Regions from separate parts of the Mus musculus genome. Here regions 1 and 3 are each linked to region 2. Evidence: chromatin loops called from intact Hi-C (ENCODE). Cell type or tissue: gastrocnemius. All regions are shown on one strand. Each heading gives the region's core, and the rest is flanking DNA. Links, peaks and the distances in the headings are about the cores only.

What was found. A loop is a pair of places that touch in the nucleus more often than their neighbours do. Peaks named below come from ENCODE experiments on the same cell type or tissue, not always from the same donor. Only the 100,000 strongest peaks of a DNase experiment are listed, where the experiment ranks them.
Region 1: a loop joins it to region 2, with 2.7 times the contacts of the local background. A loop is called at or near these places in 12 of 42 quality-filtered maps.
Region 3: it touches region 2 in a loop (4-fold over the local background); 12 of 42 quality-filtered maps call a loop at or near these places.

What each region holds. Positions count from the first base shown.
Region 1 is chr5:125,408,839-125,414,879 of GRCm38, forward strand. Dhx37 (DEAH (Asp-Glu-Ala-His) box polypeptide 37) reads right to left here. Exons shown (of 27, transcript NM_203319.1): 27 at 5,566-6,041. n-TDgtc14 (a tRNA gene) reads right to left here and starts at 249; the gene lies at 178-249. It overlaps n-TAtgc5 (a tRNA gene), which reads left to right and starts at 634; the gene lies at 634-705. In gastrocnemius, for the core only: a CTCF peak has its summit at 3,303 (motif pointing right); a DNase peak (open chromatin) is centred at 3,319.
Region 2 is chr5:125,458,920-125,464,960 of GRCm38, forward strand. It overlaps Bri3bp (Bri3 binding protein), which reads left to right. Exons shown (of 3, transcript NM_029752.2): 3 at 1-1,966. Gm40325 (a long non-coding RNA gene) reads left to right here and starts at 5,647. Exons shown (of 2, transcript XR_868516.1): 1 at 5,647-6,041. In gastrocnemius, for the core only: CTCF peaks have their summits at 1,906 (motif pointing left) and 3,374 (motif pointing left); a DNase peak (open chromatin) is centred at 3,345.
Region 3 is chr5:125,375,886-125,381,926 of GRCm38, forward strand. Gm40324 (a long non-coding RNA gene) reads left to right here. Exons shown (of 3, transcript XR_868515.2): 2 at 1,655-1,836; 3 at 3,072-3,746. Among named protein-coding and RNA genes, the nearest start is that of Gm40324, 4.1 kb to the left of the region's middle. In gastrocnemius, for the core only: a CTCF peak has its summit at 3,214 (motif pointing right); no DNase peak of the experiment used is centred there.

The sequences.
Region 1 (6,041 bases), core at 769-5,768, 50 kb before region 2:
TTTTGGAGTTCGCGTTTGAAAGATAACCAGGGTCAGACTTGTTTCCTAAGTGAGACCAAGGGGTCTCTATAAAGTTGTTGAAAGCAGATTGTGTTTAGGCACGGTAAGGGTCTTTTCAGAGCTTCCTACACACATCCATCATTTCCTAAAAGTGCTAACGCAAAAACCACTGTTAGCCTCCCCGTCGGGGAATCGAACCCCGGTCTCCCGCGTGACAGGCGGGGATACTCACCACTATACTAACGAGGACAAGCTGTGCTAAACTGTTTCTTGACAAGCTGCTATAGAAAGACACAGATATGAGTTCAAGGTCAGCCTGGTCTACAGAGTGAGTTCCAGGATAGCCAGGGCATACACAGAGAAATCCTGCCTCGGAAAACCAAACCAAAACAAAAAAAAAAAAAACAAAAGAAAGAAAGACACAGATAGTGACGGGCGCACGGTTCCTTCCCTCTTCTACGTTCCTTCTCTCTGTTCCTCTCCCCCTTTCCTTTCTCCCGAGGCTTCAGCACATGACACCAACATCATAAATCAAGATCGGAAAAAAACAAAAACAAAAACAAAAACCCCAAACCTTAGAACAGCAAGCGGTTCATTTCTGTTATCTATTCCGGAAAGTAAGTCTCTCCATCAGGGGATGTAGCTCAGTGGTAGAGCGCATGCTTTGCATGTATGAGGCCCCGGGTTCAATCCCCGGCATCTCCAACTTTTTTTTTTTTTAAAGGGCCTACGTTGGGAGACTGGCCTTGTACCTGTGGATGGAATCTGGTCTGTAAACCAACTCCCGCAGTTTACTTGTGAATGGAGTAGGAAACATTGCATTTCCAAGAAGGTCTTATAACATCCTGAGCAACTATTGCTGAGTAATGTGCGCCCGTTGAACACCCACAATGTGTCCAAATAAATAGATCTTCAAGTAGCCCAGTAACCTCACCAAGACCGAGCAAGGATTCTCAGCTTTTCTGGAACTCAGATCCCAGCTGGAAGCTAACACTAGGAATCCCAGGAATGTTTTATGAGAACTCACAGAAGTGCGGGGACTCAGTGACATCCAAGAGATCTGCAGGGAACAGCAGCCGGAAGGCTCACATTCCCTGTGCGCGTGTAGGGGTGTGGTGGGGTGTGGTGGGTGGTTTCAGATGAAAGGGTCAGAAAGGCCTGGCGCCGGAACTTGAGTGAATGGGAACAGAACTGCGTGGAACTGAGATTTGGAAGCCCCCAGAACGCCGGAGGGTAGAGACTTGGCACTGCCTGCATGATTTTAAAGGTGGCAGCGTGGTGGTGGTGGGGCAGTTCTGACAGATTCTGTAGGCAGCGAGGTAACATTGCCTTAACTCAGGGGTCTCGTGCTTTATTTTACCATTCCCTTTAGGTTTGTTCTGCTACTCCGAAGTTTGCCACCAAGGTACAGCGCATATATGGCCTGCAACTTCCTGTCCTCTACTTCGACCGCATAGATGCCTGCACGCACGAGGGCCATTGGGCTGGAAAATGTCTACTTAAACTATTTGAAAGTTGTGGGGCGGGGGTAGCTCAGTTTGTAGCGTGCTTACCTAGAATGCATAATAGATAGCAGTGCATAAGTGAGGCATGGTTGTGCATGTCTGTCATCCCAGCGCCTGAGTTGTGGGGGAGGCTTGAAGCTAGCCTGGGCTATGTGAGACCCCTTCTCACTCTCTCACAGGAAGGTGCCAGTGAGAATCCTTTTTTTCCACCAGTCACAGGGATTGCCTTGATCCTCCAAATTCTTTATTCTCATCAAGGATGAGGCTCCAGGTGTATACTGCCCCAGTCTGGCTTATGTGGCAGTGAGGACGGTACCTTGGGTTTAGCCCAAGTGCACGGAAAATGATTGCTTTCTATTTCCTGCTTGATTGAGAGGGTGAGCATCTCTCCTGTTTCGAGAGCAGGCCTGTATAACCTGGCAATGCTGGCCACTGGAGCAGGTTTGGAGAAAGATAGTTTATTCACTGGTGTCAATTGTGGAGGTACGGTCTTCCAGCTGCTGCCTCTCCAACAGCATCCAGACATTCCTGGATAAAGCAGGATGATCCAAATGCTCTGAAGTATCCAGAAGGCTGGGGCTCAAGGCTGGCAATGCTAGCACACAGCCGTTCTCTTGCTGCTTAGAGGATGGAGATCCAGAGTACAAGGTTGTCTGAGCCCCAGCTCCACCCAGGAGTAGAGGTAGGATTCTGAGTTCAAAGCCAGCTACATAGTATGCTCGTGGACAGCCTGGACTACACGAGACCCTCCCTCAAAATGCAAAATGATGAAGCAACAAACTTTGAGATGGTTCACAGGATAAAGGTGACTGCCATCAAGATTGACAACTGATCCAAGTTCAATTCCCAGGACTTGAGAGGCAGAGGCAGTCAATTTCAAGGACTCTGAGGCCAGCCTGACCTATATAGAGCTCCAGGTCAGCTGGGACTAAATAATGAGACCTTGTCTCAAAAAAAACAAACCCAGACTCCATTTCATCTTTTGAAAATTACCCTGGATTTCATAAAGCAATTTGCACAGAGCTTATAATGTATGTATCGGGCACGCAACCCCTCTCCACCTTTCTCTTCGTCCATTAACCCCTTTTGTTCCCCAGTTTTACTTTCACACCATTCATACAATGTATGGCTTTATGTATAGATCCTAGAATTCACAAATAAAAGAAAATATAGTATTTGTCTTCCTGTGGTTGGCTTAGTCTGCTGAGTAGGCTTATCTTGTTTGTCTTGTGGCTGAAAGGAACCCCCCTCTTACATAGGCCACATTTTCCTTACCCATTCTTTGCTTTGATATGCACCAGGCTGGTTGCATAGCTTAGTGTGTCTGTGGTATGCTGCCTTGGAGTCCTGTGGTAAATGCCCAGCAGTGCACTGCCTGGTCTAATGGCTGGCCTTTCTAGAGTTCTGAAGTGCCTCCACACTGATTCCCATAGTGGCTGGACTGGTTTCCATTTCCATGTCCAAGGACTTCCTTTGGCCTAAATTATACTGCAACTCAGAAATCCACCTACCTCCTGCTACCTCCCAGCGCTGGGATTAAATGCATGTTCATACCTGGCTCATTTCTTATTCTCTTATGGAATGCCATTTTGACAGGGGTAAAAATCTCATGAAGTTACAGATGGTTGTGAACTGCTATGTGGAAGCTGAGAACCAAACCCAGGTCCTCTACAGAAGCACAGTGCTCTTACCTGCTGAGCCATCTTTCCAACCTCTCATATGGTTTTGATAGGCATTTCTCTCATAGCTAGTAAGGGTGGGTTTTACTCTTATGATTTGCCAGTAGACAGTGTGTGCAGTACCTGAGCAGGCCAGAAGAGGGCATTGGAGTCTCTGGAACTGGAGTTACAAATGCTTGGTACTCGCCAAGTTGGGGGTGGGGGTGGGGTTGCGAATCAAATGTCATCTGGGTCATCTAAGTCCTGGTTAAATATTTTTGTTTTATTATTGGCCACGTCCACTTCATCTTTTGAAAACTGTCTATTTCATTGGCCAATCGGAGACTGGGTTTTTGAGCTCTTTTTCTGTTTGTTTTTTGTTAAGACAGCTGTCCTGGAACTCACTCTGTCAACCAACAAAGATGAAAGCTGCCATCACCCCTGGGTTGGTTTTTGAGTTCTTTATTGATTCAGTTTTGTATGTTTGTTTGTTTTTTCCTTTGGTTTTTCGAGACAGGGTTTCTCTGTGTAGCCCTGGCTGTCCTGGAACTCACTCTGTAGACCAGGCTGGCCTCAAACTCAGAAATCCGCCTGCTTCTGCCTCCCAAGTGCTGGGACTAAAGGCATGCGCCACCACTGCCCGGCTTCATCTTACTATTCTTAAAGACACAAGTGCATTGGTTCCTCTTATATAGCATTGTTGAGCTCAACCTGTGATATTGCTACCATTGAGAGGAACTTGCCCAAGAACTGCGAACTGTGGCACCTTGCCTCTTCTGGGGCCTCGCCTCAGGCCAGTTGGTGAGCCTGGCAGTTTCTTCAGGATTGAACCGTTGCTGGCTCGTGCCTGCTGTCTGCCTACCTACAGGACTGGTCTGCAGCTGCTGAATCGTATTTGGTGTTTGCTACAGGACTGAACTGCTGCCTAAGAAGACTGAGCTCGCTCCCAAAGAACTATTGCTGAACAGGTCCACTTCCCCCATATCCTAGCAACTTTTCTCTTTCACTACCTTTGTTGGGTGGTGGGCTAGGAGAGGTTGACTTATTTCTTATTAAAAATAGGTTGCAAAAACATGTACGCCTACAGCAATGCCTCCATCGTGGAGTTTCTCACATGCCACCATGACTGGAGTCAGCCCTTGTGTATTCAGCTTGTCAATTTTCCGATTTCAAAGTCAGACATGGTGACACTGGTCTGTCATCTCAGGACTCAGGAGGGTCACAAGTTCAAGTCTGGCCTTTGAAATTTCTCATCATTTGCATCAGCAGCCAAGCTAAGCTCCTTGGGGACAGCTCAGGACTTAAACTCTGAGATAAATCAGCTATGGGAAGCATCAGAAGACAAAGGCCTGGAGCGGAAGCTGAACAAGGATGTTGGTGGACAAGGGGCTTGGATGGTCCAGAGTTAGAGATGTGTTTCTGTTCTTGGTCCTGAAGTTCTCTACCACTGTGAGCCTGGCCTGGGCCCAGCCTTTCAAGTCCCACCCCCAAATCAAAACAAACACCTGACAGGCTGCCTGTCTCGTGGATATTCACACGTATGAGGTGGGCTAACATCACCCTAGCTTTGTTCACATCAGCCACCTTGTATCCATGACTGAGTCTAAGAACTCATGGTGGAAATACATGCTATGGCTGTCAAAGGTTGGTCAGGACACACAGACTTGGAGGTGCACTGGGAAAGGGGGTTACAGAGGCTCATCCAGCTGATAGAGCTGGTGCCTGAAGACACAGAGAACACGAGATGGGCAGGCAGGTGTTTAGTGGTACACTGCTTGCTTAAGTCACACAGGCATGGCTAACAGGAGATAAAGCAGTATGTGGTTCAGAGGACATGATCAAGAGCATAGTCAGCCCACAGAGAGAAAGCATTTACTGAGTGTTAACTGAAAAGAGCTTGGCTGCATTCCCAGGACTCTGTGACAAGTGGCCCAAGTGACAAAAGAACTGCAGCAGCATTTGCTATCACCCAGAGGTAAACAACTCACTCTATTCTGCTGACGACTGATGCAGCCTGACACTTGATGGCGCATATTCAGCCACACAAACAGACAGACAGCTCCATGTGTTGGGGAGATCGAGAGGGAGAAAATCAGTAAGTCATGTGAGGATGAAGGTTCTGGAAACTGATACGGTGACAGCTACTTAGCATGTGAGCATGTGTGATGTGACAGACAAGCTGAAGTGAAACAGCACATCACCAACATTTACTCTCAACAAAACTGTTGGAGACAGAGTCTTGCTAGGTGGTGGTGACACACACCTTCAATCCCAGTACTTAAGGCAGACAGTGGCAGGGGGATCTCTAAGTTTGAGGCCAGCCTGGTCTACAGGCCTAGTTCCAGGACGGCCAGGGTTACACAGAGAAACCCTGTCTTGAAAAACAAACAAATAGCCAGGCAGTGGTGGTACACACCTTTAATCCCAGCACTTGGGAGGCAGAGGCAGGCAGATTTCTGAGTTCGAGGCCAGCCTGGTCTACAGAGTGAGTTCCAGGACAGCCAGGGCTACACAGAGAAACCCTGTCTCCAAAAACCAAAAAAAAAAAAAAAAAAAAAACCAAACAAATAGAAGACAGTCTTGCTGTGTAGCTCAGGTTGGCCTTGCATTTGTGATCCTTACCAGCCAAGGCCCACTAAAGACAGAACTTGCTGTCTACTGATGCCAAAGCAGGACCCCGGAAACCAGTCTCCATCTATGTGGAGCAAAGCTCTGGGGTGATCATCCCTCATCTGGGGTTAACCTTTCAGGAAAGTCACTGGGTCACAGAAGTCTGCAGTACACCTGCTGTCCAAGATGCTATGAGGCCAGACAGGGCTCTGGGAGAAGGGTCCACTTTCCTGTTTCAGTGTTGCTCTGTGCATCTGCAGGGTCTAAT
Region 2 (6,041 bases), core at 355-5,354:
GAAGGCATGTCTTTCCTAGGGACCTCATGAGAACCTCTGAGGGAAGGTTGGGAGCATTGTCCTATGGCCCTGGCACACTCAAGGGCCCTGTGTGTGAAGAGCTCTGCTTGCTCACGTGGTCCTGTCACTCCGGCCTGCTCACAGATGGCTCGGAAACAGCGTGACCAGGAAGCCCGATGTGCTTTGCAAACCCAGGACTCAGTCTCCAGATAGATAGGAAGGTGCTGAGTTCAAAGCCATCCTGGTCTACGTGGCAAGACCCTGTCTCAGCAAACTAACCCAACATGTTCAAGAGTCAGCACGAGAATCTTTAACAAAGCTCCTCTGCATCTTGTGCTTGGTAGGCAGCCTGAAGCACTTCCCTTCTTCACAAGCCCTGTTGCTTTGGTCTGTTCTGAGACAGGGTCTCAATCTAGCCCAGGCTGGCCTCGAACCTAGAGATCTGCTCGCCTCTGCCTCCCAAGTACCAGGCTTAAAGTTGTGCACCACCATGCCCAGAAAGCCAGCATTGGTGAGCCTGGTGCGCACCTGGAGCTACAAGGAATTTCCAAGGCGACCCTCTCAGCCTCTTTACCTTCAAGTCCTGGGCTCCTGAGCTCTGCCCCCAGCATGAAAGCTGCTTTCAAAGCAACCTGTGATAATTCTGTAATGTTTTTGAGTTTGACCATTTATGTACTTGGGCTTTGGGCTCCTCACCTGTGAATTGTAGATTTCTATTTTGCGGGTTTTAACCCAATACCCTTGTCACTGGCTGGCATCAGCAAGCTTCGGCCTTTTTGCTTCCTTCTGTGTTTTGCTCTTTGGTGGTCCTTCCATAGCTAGGACAGACACGGAGAACCTGTCTTTCAGTCCTGATGGCACAAACAGCACATTGTTGCTGCCACCGGGACAGCTACGGCAGCCAGTGGCATGCCCGACTCTCCGCCCGATGTCTCTGCGGATTTCAAGCTTATGCTGTTGTGTCAGTTTCCTGTCTGCATCTGTGATAAATCTCTAAATATCCTGTAATTAAATTAATTTCTAGTGACAGTGATCAATGTGCAGTTAAATCCCCCAAGAGGTAATTATTTCCCTGTTTTTAGCTGCAGATTAAAAAAAAAAAACACCAATGACTTCTTCACAGTTGAGTTTCTGTTTTGTGTCTCAGCTTAGGAAATTTTAAATAGTATTTAGTTTGACACAGTAGAAAGAAAGCCATTCCGTGTGAACATAGTGGGGTGTGTGCACACACGCACATGCGCAAACATTAATTGGGAAGCTGATTCTACGAATATCTTATATAGGGAAAAAAAAGCGTCAGGCTTAGTATTTTTTTGCAAAGTGATGGATACATTCCTCTTATTTATTAATCACTGGCTTGATGTTAGAGGTCTTTGTAGATCGACTTTAAGAATTGGATTAAAATATTGTGAACATTGCGGCTTAATAAATGTTTACTGTGGTGATGTTCAGACTCCTGGATGGATTTCTTTACTTTGGTGAGGCACTTGAGGCAACCTCCAGAATTAGAGAGTCATTTTATGGCTTTGGTTTATTTCTTTATCTTAATGTGTATGACTGCTTGGCCTGCGTGAGTGTATGTATACTTTGTGTGTCCCTGGTGCCCTTGATGGTCAGAGTCCCTGGAAACGGAGTTACAGATGTTTATGAGCCGCCATATGGGTGCTGGGAAGTGAACCCGGGTCATCTACATGAATAGCAAGTGCTTTTAAATATTGAGCCATCTCTCCTGCACTAAAGATTAATTTAAAAAAAAAAAAAAGGGCTGGAGAGGTGGCTCAGCGGTTAAGAGCACTGACTGCTCTTCTGAAGGTCCCTAGTTCAAATCCTAGCAGCCACATGGTGGCTTGCAACCACCCCACCCCCCAACCCCCGTAATGAGGTCTGGTGCCCTCTTCTGGAGTGTCTGAAGACAGCTACAGTGTACTTGCATATAATAAATAAATAAATCTTAAAAAAAGATTAAGTTATCTGTATGTGTATGAGTGTTTTGTCTGCATATGTGATGGCACCATATACATGCAATGACTTCAGAGCCCAGAAGAGGACATTGGATCTCCTGAAGATGGAGTTACAGATGACAGAGAGATACTGTGTGGGTGCTGAGAACTTGGGGTTCTCTGCAAAAGCAGCCAGTGCTCTTAACCACTGAGCTATCTCTTCAGCCCCATCATTTATATTTATTTATTTTATTTTTGAGACAGACTCTGACTATGTAACTCTGATTGTTCTGGGACTCACTATGTAGAACAAGGTAATCTTGAATTCACAGCGACCCATCTGCCTCTGCTTCCCAAGTTCTCGGATTAATGAAATGAAGCGCTACTCCTGGCTATTTTAAAAATTATTATTATTATTTTTGTTTGTTTGTTTGTTTGTTTTCGAGACAGGGTTTCCGTGTATAGCCCTGGCTGTCCTGGAACTCACTTTGTAGACCAGGCTGGCCTCGAACTCAGAAATCCGCCTGCCTCTGCCTCCCAAGTGCTGGGATCAAAGGCGTGCGCCACCACCGCCCGGCTAATTATGTTTTTATGTGTTTGTAATTGATTGCCAAGAACCCAGACGAGGGCTGGGCAGGTGGCACACTTTTTTAATCTCAGCACTTGGGAGACAGAGGCAAGCAGCTTTCTGAGTTTGAGGCCAGCCTGGTCTATAAAGTGAGTTCCAGGACAGCCAGGGCTATACAGAGAAACCCTGTCTCGAAAACCAAAAAAGCCGGGTGTGGTGGCGCATGCCTTTAATCCCAGCACTTGGGAGGCAGAGGCAGGTGGATTTCTGAGTTCAAGGCCAGCCTGGTCTACAAAGTGAGTTCCAGGACAGCCAGGGCTATACACAGAAACCCTGTCTCGAAAAACAAAACAAAACAAAACAAAAAAACCCAACCCAAACCAAACAAACAAACAAAATCTTGAGGGGGAATCAGATCCCTGGGAGCTGGAGTTGTAGATGTTTGTGAGCAGTAAGTGTTCTTAACTGCTGAGCCATCTCTCCAGTCCAGTTTTAAGTTATTATTTTGTGTATCTGTGTGTTTTTAAAGTTTTAAAAAATTTGTATTTAGTATGGGGTGTGTGCGTGAATGTGTGTGTGGTTTGCTCACATGCACAGATAGCAACAAAGTACTGCTGAAGAGTTGCAGAGAGAGGTTGGGGTAGAAACCACAGGGGCAAAGATAAGGTTCCGGCTGTGAAGCTATGAAGACACACTGTGGTCCTTGTGGAAGCTAGTAAGCATTAAGATCCAAACCTCTGGTTGCTAAAAATTCTGGGGGGCGTGGTGGTGGCCGTGGTGGGCAGCGGAGGAAGCCTGGAGCCCTGGCTTCTGCCAGCCTTTGGCTTCAACAAGTAGTGACAGCAGGCAGATGGTGCCCTCTAGCGCTGCAGGGATCAGTGTTTGTACCCTTAACCAGCGTGTGCTCCCGGAGCTAGCGTGCTCCTAGGTAGTTGAGATTTTTCAGTCTTCGGGTATGCCTGGCTTTGTACCAGACCTACCAGGTAGGAAGAGTCTGAAGTTCTTTTCAGTGGCCAGTGCTTCCAGCTCTCCTGTGGGAAGTTGGGATACTTTAGCTCGTAACCTCTGCCTCGCATTACCAGTTACCAGCGTTATAAGGTTAGACCTTGGGGTCACACCCTTGGCCCTGAAGGCTTGCCCGATTTCTGCAACACTTCCAGTTAACCCGAGCCTACGGTCTCTAATTTTCTGCCTTCTTGCCTCCTTACTCCCTTGGGTTACATGAGACCCTACCTTGGAAACAAATGGGGCCAGTGAGATGAGGTTAAGGTGCCTGCCAACGAGTTGACGCCCTGAGTTTGATCCCTGGGACCCACATTGTAGGAGGAGAGAACTGACTCCCCTAAGTTTGTCTTTCTGACCACTACATGTGGACTATGGTACACACGAACCCACCTACTTACCCGCACATGCTTGGGAAGTGAATATAATAAAAGTACATTATGGGCTGGAGAGATGGCTCAGCGGTTAAGAGCACTGGCTGCTCTTCCAGAGGTCCTGAGTTCAATTCCCAGCAACCACATGGTGGCTCACAACCATCTGTAATGGGATCTGGTGCCTCTTCTTCTGGTGGGTCTGAAGATAGCTAAAAGTGTACTCATATAATAAAATAAGTAAATTTAAAAAATACATCATGTACATGTGCATGAAATTGTCAAAGAAGAAATAAACAGAATTAATATCAGGAGTGCTTATAAACAACTTACCATGAACAGTAATACCGGTTTTTATATTTTGAGACAGGATCTCAGTGTAGCCTTGGCTGGCCTCAAACTCAGCTTCCTGAGTTTGTGATAAAACGCATGCACCGCCACAATAATAATGATTTAAAACAATTCTCTAATTGCTTAACACCTGCCCAGGGCCCCAGGGAGAGATGAGTCCCTCCTATCTGTCTCAGTCTCAGACTTGTACTTGTGAACCTTGTTGCTGTCAAGGAGCTAAGGCTCTGACACCTGAGGCTCTTGAAAGCTGAAGCCCTGGAAAGTAACCCCCTCCTTTGCTACACACACACCACACACACACACACACACACACACGCACACGCACACACACACACACACACACACACACACACACACCAGGCTGCCAGTGCCTTCTACCAGAAGAAAAAGCCCTCAGTCACAGCCTCTACCCTGTGACCCTCTGTGGCCCTCCGAGCCTTGGGCACTCAAAGGGGGGGGGGGACCACCAGACCGGAAAAGTATCCCCTCACCCAAAGGCATCTCTTCATCTACCCTCCGTAAGTGGTGCTGCAGGGCCCACCGCCTGAAGTGATCACCAGCAGTCTGACTTCTAGAACTTGGAACAGTCGTCCATCCCTGCAGGACTCTCTGTACTTGTTTCAGAATCTAGATGAGTCTTCACCCTGTGATAATCCAAGAGTCACACTGTCCCCAAGGCCAGTCAGTACATGGCCGGACATGGGCCATGGTGTCTGAAAATATTGATTGGTGTGGGCAGAATACTTCTAGTGTTCTTGTTTGCATGGGGGGGGGGAAATGTAGGTAGATGAAGGGAGAGATGCTGAGGTAGTGGGTTTCCAGGAAGTCTGGCTGGCAGCAAAAGTGGTCACTCTGTGCCCCTTTGAGTGACAGCTAAGGCTCCCTGTGGTTCCCTCAGCTTGTACCAGGCACTATTAAGAAGGGATTGTCTCTATCTTTTTCTCTTTTTTTTATTTTGTTTTTTCGAGACAGGGTTTCTCTGTGTAGCCCTGGCTGTCCTGGAACTCACTCTGTAGACCAGGCTGGCCTCAAACTCAGAAATCTGCCTGCCTCTGCCTCCTGATTGCTGGGATTAAAGGCATGCAACACCACTGCCTGGCTTCCCCCCCCCCCCACCTGGGTTTCTCTGTATAGCCCTGGCTGTCCTGAAGCTCACTTTGTAGACCAGGCTGGCCTCAAACTCAGAAATCCGCCTGCCTCTGCCTCCCGAGTGCTGGGATTAAAGGCGTGCACCACCACGCCCGGCTACTGCCTGGCTTTTATTTTATTTTATTTTATTTTTTAGATTTATTTATCTCATGTATATGAGTACACTGTAGCTGTCTTCAGACACACCAGAAGCCATTGGCTCCTATTACAGAGGGTTGTGAGCCACCATGTGGTTGCTGGGATTTGAACTCGGACCTCTGGAAGAGCAGGCAGTACTCTTAACCGCTGAGCCATCTCTCCAGGCCCTGGGATTGTCTCTGTCAAGAGTAGGGAAATCGTAGAGTCCTGGAGGCTGAGCTCCAACCTCAGCAAACAGTGGCTGGTTCCTCTGGAACCAGCTCTCAATCACACCACCTTCCTGGAGGTAGGACAAAATTTTCACCCTTTTTCATCCCAGGACAAAGTGTGGCATTTGGGGCTTTTTGTTAGTTTCATTTATTTATATTTTAATAAGGTCTCAATTACGTAGCCAAAGCTAGCTTTGAACTCACTGTAGGAAGGAGATTGACACCCCCCCCCCATTCCTCCCCACTTAGAAGAAAATTAACAAGAAGGCTGCAAGCCCTTCAGGTCGATTTTGTGTCAAGCCAATACATCTGA
Region 3 (6,041 bases), core at 601-5,600, 83 kb before region 2:
CTGGAGAGACCACTGAGCAATTAAGAGTACTGCCAGCTCTCTAAGAGGACCCAGATTCAGTTCCCAGTATACACATGGTGGCTCACAACTGTTTAAAACTCTAATTCTGGAGAAGTGATGCTTTCTACAGCTTCTGAAGGCACTGTGCTCATACGCAGAAAGGTTTTGTTTCAGTTCAACTATAACACTTAAAAACGAAACAGATGGGATCAACCTCATTCTCCCACTCCTTCCTCTTGTGTGATCTCCAGAGCTGTGACAGCCACTGTACTGGCTGGTTTGGTGTCAACTTGACACAGCTGGAGTTATCACAGAGAAAGGAGCTTCAGTTGGGGAAAAGCCTCCATGAGATCCTACTGTAAGGCATTTTCTCAATTAGTGATTAAGGGGGAAAGGACCCTGTAAGTGGGACCATCTCTGAGTTGGTAGTCTTGGTTCTATAAGAGAGCAGGCTGAGCAAGCCAGGGGAGGCAAGCCAGTAAAGAACATCCCTCCATGGATGGCTTCTGCATCAGCTCCTGCTTCCTGACCGGCTTGAGTTCCAGTCCTGACTTCCTTTGGTGATGAACAGCAGTATGGAAGTGTAAGCCGAATAAACCCTTTCCTCCCCAACTTGCTTCTTGGTCATGATGTTTGTGCAGGAATAGAAACCCTGACTAAGACAGCCACCTTTGTAACACCTAGGGACAGAACAAGAAAATTGCCAGATGTGACCACGTATGAGTTTATACTTTTTTTTTTTTTTTTTTGAGACAGGGTTTCTCTGTATAGTCCTGGCTGTCCTGGAACTCACTTTGTAGACCAGGCTGGCCTTGAACTCAGAAATCCGCCTGTCTCTGCCTCCCAAGTGGTGGGACTAAAGGCGTGCGCCACCACCGCCCGGCCTATATTCATTTTTTAATGTGTTTTGCCTGTTTGCATATCCATGCAGCACGTGCCGGCCTGATGATGACAGAGGTTAGGAGACAGTGTGATTTCCCTAGAATGGAAGCCGCCGTGTAAGTACAGGGAACTGAACTTAACCTGCAAGAGCAGTCAGTGTTTTTAACCACGAAGTCATCTGTCTAGCTTCTTGATGTACATTTTAAATCCTGGAACTTGACAGAGGCAGGAACCCTTGAGTTCCAGGATAGTCAGGGCTAAATAGTTAGGGTCTGTCTCAGAAAGAAGGGGGCCGGAGGAGAGAGTGACTGACAGGAGGCAGAGAGCGAAATGGACAGGGAGAAAGGGGGGAGGGAAGAGAGAGAGAGAGAAGAAAACCACAAGGGCCCTGATATTAGAGATCTGTGCCCTTTATACCCTAACTTGTGCGTGAGAAATCCATCACCTCTCAGCTTAGACATCTCTGATTTCTCTTTCTTACACTTTTCTGATGTACCTATCACCGCAGAGTCTAACCGTGGAGGGCCTGGTGGGCTTTCAGTGAGTTCAGCAGGTTCCAGACTGTTGCTTCTCTCCTCTCTGCTCTGTGCAGGTGCTTTCCCTGATGCACAGAGGAAACTGCCCCCCATGAGGGAACCAAACTGCTGTGGTTGCTGAACAGTCAGCCAGCCAGCTGGGGTTCGTGGGGTGCATGTCAATCAACTGTCACCCATCTGTCAGCGGAGGACTCAATCAGGGCTGTCCTCCCTGTTTACCCAAAGTCTCTTCGCAGGACCTCCTGTGTCGCTGCTTGCCTAAATCCACCTCAGGGAAGAGTGGATGACACTTGGCTGGTGCCGGAACTCTTTTGCCTTCCACAAGACTATGATCCCACAGTCTATTTCTCCTGCTAAGCAAATCATGAAGCCCAATGCAAAGCACTTAAGAGCCGGGGTTGGAGAGATGGCTCAGCGGGTAAGAACACTGACTGCTCTTCCAGGGGTCCTGAGTTCAACACACAGCAACCACATGCTGGCTCCCAACCATCTGTAATGGGATCTGATGCCCTCTTCTGGTGTGTCTGAAGACAGCTACAGTGTACTGATCATATGTATAAAATAAATAAATAAAATCTAAGAATTCTTAACCGGGCAGTGGTGGCACACACCTTTAGTCCCAGCACTCGGGAGGCAGATGCAGGCGTATTTTGAGTTCGAGGCCAGTCTGGTCTACAGAGTGAGTTCCAGGACAGTCAGGGATATACAGAGAAACCCTGTCTCAGACAAAAAAAAGATTTTTTTTTGGAGTGGAGAGCAGGATATAAATGCTGTGATAGAGGAAATGGGAAAGGAGGGGCTCTTTACAGAGGGGGAGGGAGGTAAAGACAGAAGGAGAAGGGAGGTGAGTAACAAGAAGGATGTCTGAAATATCCACAATGAATCATACTATTAACTACTTGCCAAAAATAGTAAATAAACAAAATATAATACAAGTAACTCATGTATAAATATACATATATAGTTTGCTTTTGTTTTTCCAAGACAGGGTTTCTCTGTGTAGCCCTGGCTGTCCTGGAACTCACTCTGTAGACCAGGCTGGCCTCGAACTCAGAAATTCGCCTGCCTCTGCCTCCCAAGTGCTAGGACTAAAGGCGTGCACCACCACGCCTGGCAACATATATAGTGTTAATGAACTTTTCTCACCTGGGCTAATGTACTCCTCCTAAAAGCCAAAGTGATATGTTTTGTAAAACACAGTATGATGCGGCAGGAGGGGGAGCCCTAGGAGGCTCAGGCTGAGGTATCACCCCATGAAGAACCAGCCATACGATGGATCTAATATAAAATAACGTTTATTTGGGGGCATGAGAAGGAGGGTTGAGAAGGGAGTAGAGTCAGAGAAAGAGAGAGGACAGAGAAAGAAAGAGAGAGCAAATGAGAAAGGGGGGCGGGCAGAGAGGGGAAAGGGGCAGGTCAGAGGAGGGGTCAGAGAAAGTGAGAGAGGCCAAACAGTTCTTTTATAGCAAGCCAGTCTTATACCTGGCTGTTGCTAGGTAACTGTTGGGCAGAGCCTAGAAAAAATGCTAACACAAAGACCATCTAACAAAACCCCCAATACCAGACATGAGAAACCCTCTTTTGAGTTGTTGGTCAGAGCGGTCTAAAAAAACATAGCTGTTTTTATTGCTGTTGTTCTTGGTTGTTCCCCAGAAATGAAAACTAATGCCCTACCTACTGCTGAAGGCACCGCACACTTCAGAAATAAGACCCAGAGACCCCTGAGGTGGAACGGACCTGAATGTCTCCTCCATGAAGACTAGCTTTTATGGTTCCAGGAGATGACAGAAGCTTCCAAAAGAGGGCAGCAACCAACAGTTCTGCCCAGCTATGATGCCCATGAACCACAGCGATGACTTATCATGGCAAAGTAACTGTATGAGTATTGGGTCAACCTGCTGCAAAGGTCTAAGTCTGACATTACCGGAAAGCCAGAGCTCGGGGGAAAAAAATGGTGGACTCCCTTTTTCAGCAGGGCTTCTCCTTCTCTGACCTTGTCTGGGGAGCTCAGAGCTCCCACAGCCTCTACCTTCGGAGTATCATGTAGCCTTGGTTAGATTACAGGTGTAGCTCCCCCCATCCCATAGAAACCCTTGCAGCCAGTACCTGAGATTCCTGGAATGCCTCCCCATGCTAATGAGGTATCTCAGGACTTTGGCCTTCAGCCAATGACCTTTGAATATTGCTATCTCCTCCCCCAAAACTATATAACCCTAGATTCACCCCAATAAAGTCCATCTCTCTTCCAAAAGCTAATCCTAGAATGCTGTCATTTCTGATCGTATTTACAGGCACTCTGAAACCCTCTTTGTCTACTCTGCTCCATTTGTCCTCGTGGGCCGGTGGCCAAGGACCCCATAAAGGTGCAGTAGTGGCACATATATCTTGACAGTAACCCACTGCTCTCTAACTGTACTTAAGATCTGCTGAGGGCTGGTGAGATGGCTCAGCGGGTAAGAGCACTGACTGCTCTTCAGAAGGTCCTGAGTTCAAATCCCAGCAACCATGTGGTGGCTCACAACCATCCATAATGAGATCTGACACCCTCTTCTGGTGCATCTGAAGACAGCTATAGTGTACTTATTTATAATAATAAATAAATCTTAAAAAAAAAAAAAAAGACCTGCTGAGAAGAGGAAAACCGTGCCTGGTACTAGAAACATAACTCAGTACTAATGAAGCCAGTTACTGTGCTGGGAAATCAGCTGGCAGAATGACAAGTGAAAGTTCCTTAGAAACCCCCAAAAGCAGCAGGGAGGGAAACTCAGATGGGAACTATTGAGAGGCAGTCACACACAATGAAGTCAGACTGTCATGTAGGCTCTATAGAGGCTAGATTCTGCAGATGCACCCAGTGGTCCCCTCCTTTTCTGTGTCACAAAGCAGCACATTTAAAATACATTGTGTGTATACATGATATGTGTGTGTGTGTGTGGGGGGGGTGCTTGCCACAGTGTACGTGTAAAAGTCAGGGGTCAACTTTATAGTGTTCTGTCCTCTCACCTTTACATGATGTCAGGGGGAAAAAAATTGGATCACCAGACTTGCTTAGCAGCTGAGCCATCTCACCAGTCCTCTTCTGCACATTTGTTAAAAGATTTATTTTCTTTCTTTTTATGAGATAGGACCTATGTAGTCCTGGCTGCTCTGGAACTTGCCATGTAGACCATGCTGGCCTCTAAGTTACAGATATCCTCCTGCCTCTGCCTCTTGAGTGCTGGGATTAAAGGCGTGCAGCCAAATACCTTGCTACTTTTTATGATTTTAAAGTGTGTGTGTGTGTGTGTGTGTGTGTGTGTGTGTGTGTGTGTGTGTTTTATGCCCTAAGTGCAGTGCTTATGGAGTTCAGAAGAGAGTTGGATCTCTTGGAGCTCATGTTACAAGACATTGTGAGCCATTGAGGTGGGTGCTAGGAACTGAACTTGAGTCCTAGAAACGAGCAGGAAATGAGTTTCAACTGCTGAGCTGGTTCTCCAGCCCTTCTCTCCCACTACTTATTTAAACAAGTTCTCACTATATAGTCCTAGCTGACCTGGAACTTGCTATGTGGACTAGGCTGGCCTGAAATTCACAGAGATCACAGATTTTAAGGATGTGTGCCACTGTACCTGGCTCCTCCGAATCTTTTGTTTTGATGGTTTAGGTATTTGAGACAGGACCTCATTTTGTAGCCCAGATGGTCTAAACTGATGGCCCTCCTTTCTACCTCTTCAGTGCTGAGCTTAGTGTACCCCTCCCCTGGCCTGAGCCATGGTTTTCTATGATCTCTAAGGGGAGACAGGTATACCCTAATCTTCACCTCCTACCAAAATTCATGTCCTTAACACAGAGGAGAAAGAAGAGTAATGAGGGAAAAAGTCAGCTTGAGTTTCCACCTCCAGGAAGTCACAGGAAAGAGGTAACACCTTAATTTTTCTGGGCATTGATGTTTGCAAGGCACATCTCCAACAGACCAGCTGTATTGATGAGAACAGAGACAGGAGCTTCAAACACCATCACATAGCAGATTTGGGTCTCTATGTTTTGATTTTCCTCTACTGGAGCAGCCTCTGAGTAGCAGCTCAACAAAGCTTTGGTTGAACAACCACAAAATGAACCCTACTGGGAGAAAATGTTAATTTCACATACTTTGGACAAAAGACAGTCTCAATAAGTCATTAGTGATGATATAGGGTCTAGTGTGGTCCAGTTGTCCTCAAACCTCCAGCCTTCAGCTCCCTCTCTGGAACTGCAGGCCTGCACCACGGGGCCCACTTATGCTGTGCAAGAGATAGAACCCTGTGCCTCATGGCTTTACTACTAGTTAGTGCTCTACACTCTGGGCCTTAGTCTGAGATCATCATTCTTCAGTGTACCCGGTGTTCACTCAGAGTTTCCAGTGCCAGCTGCAGGATCAATCAGTCAATCAATCAATTCCCTAGATTTTCAAACTCTCAGCTGTTTAAGGTCCTGGGTCCCATTCCAAGCACTACAGAAAACCAGTGTCTAGGCCCTGCTCCACACCAAACATTTGGCCCCTTTTGAAAGTGAGGTCTCCTGTTGATCTACACCCAAGTTCTCTCCCAGCACCTGGTCCCTGGCTCCATCCTCTGAGGCTCTTTAGTTTTGCAGCACTTCCCTTAG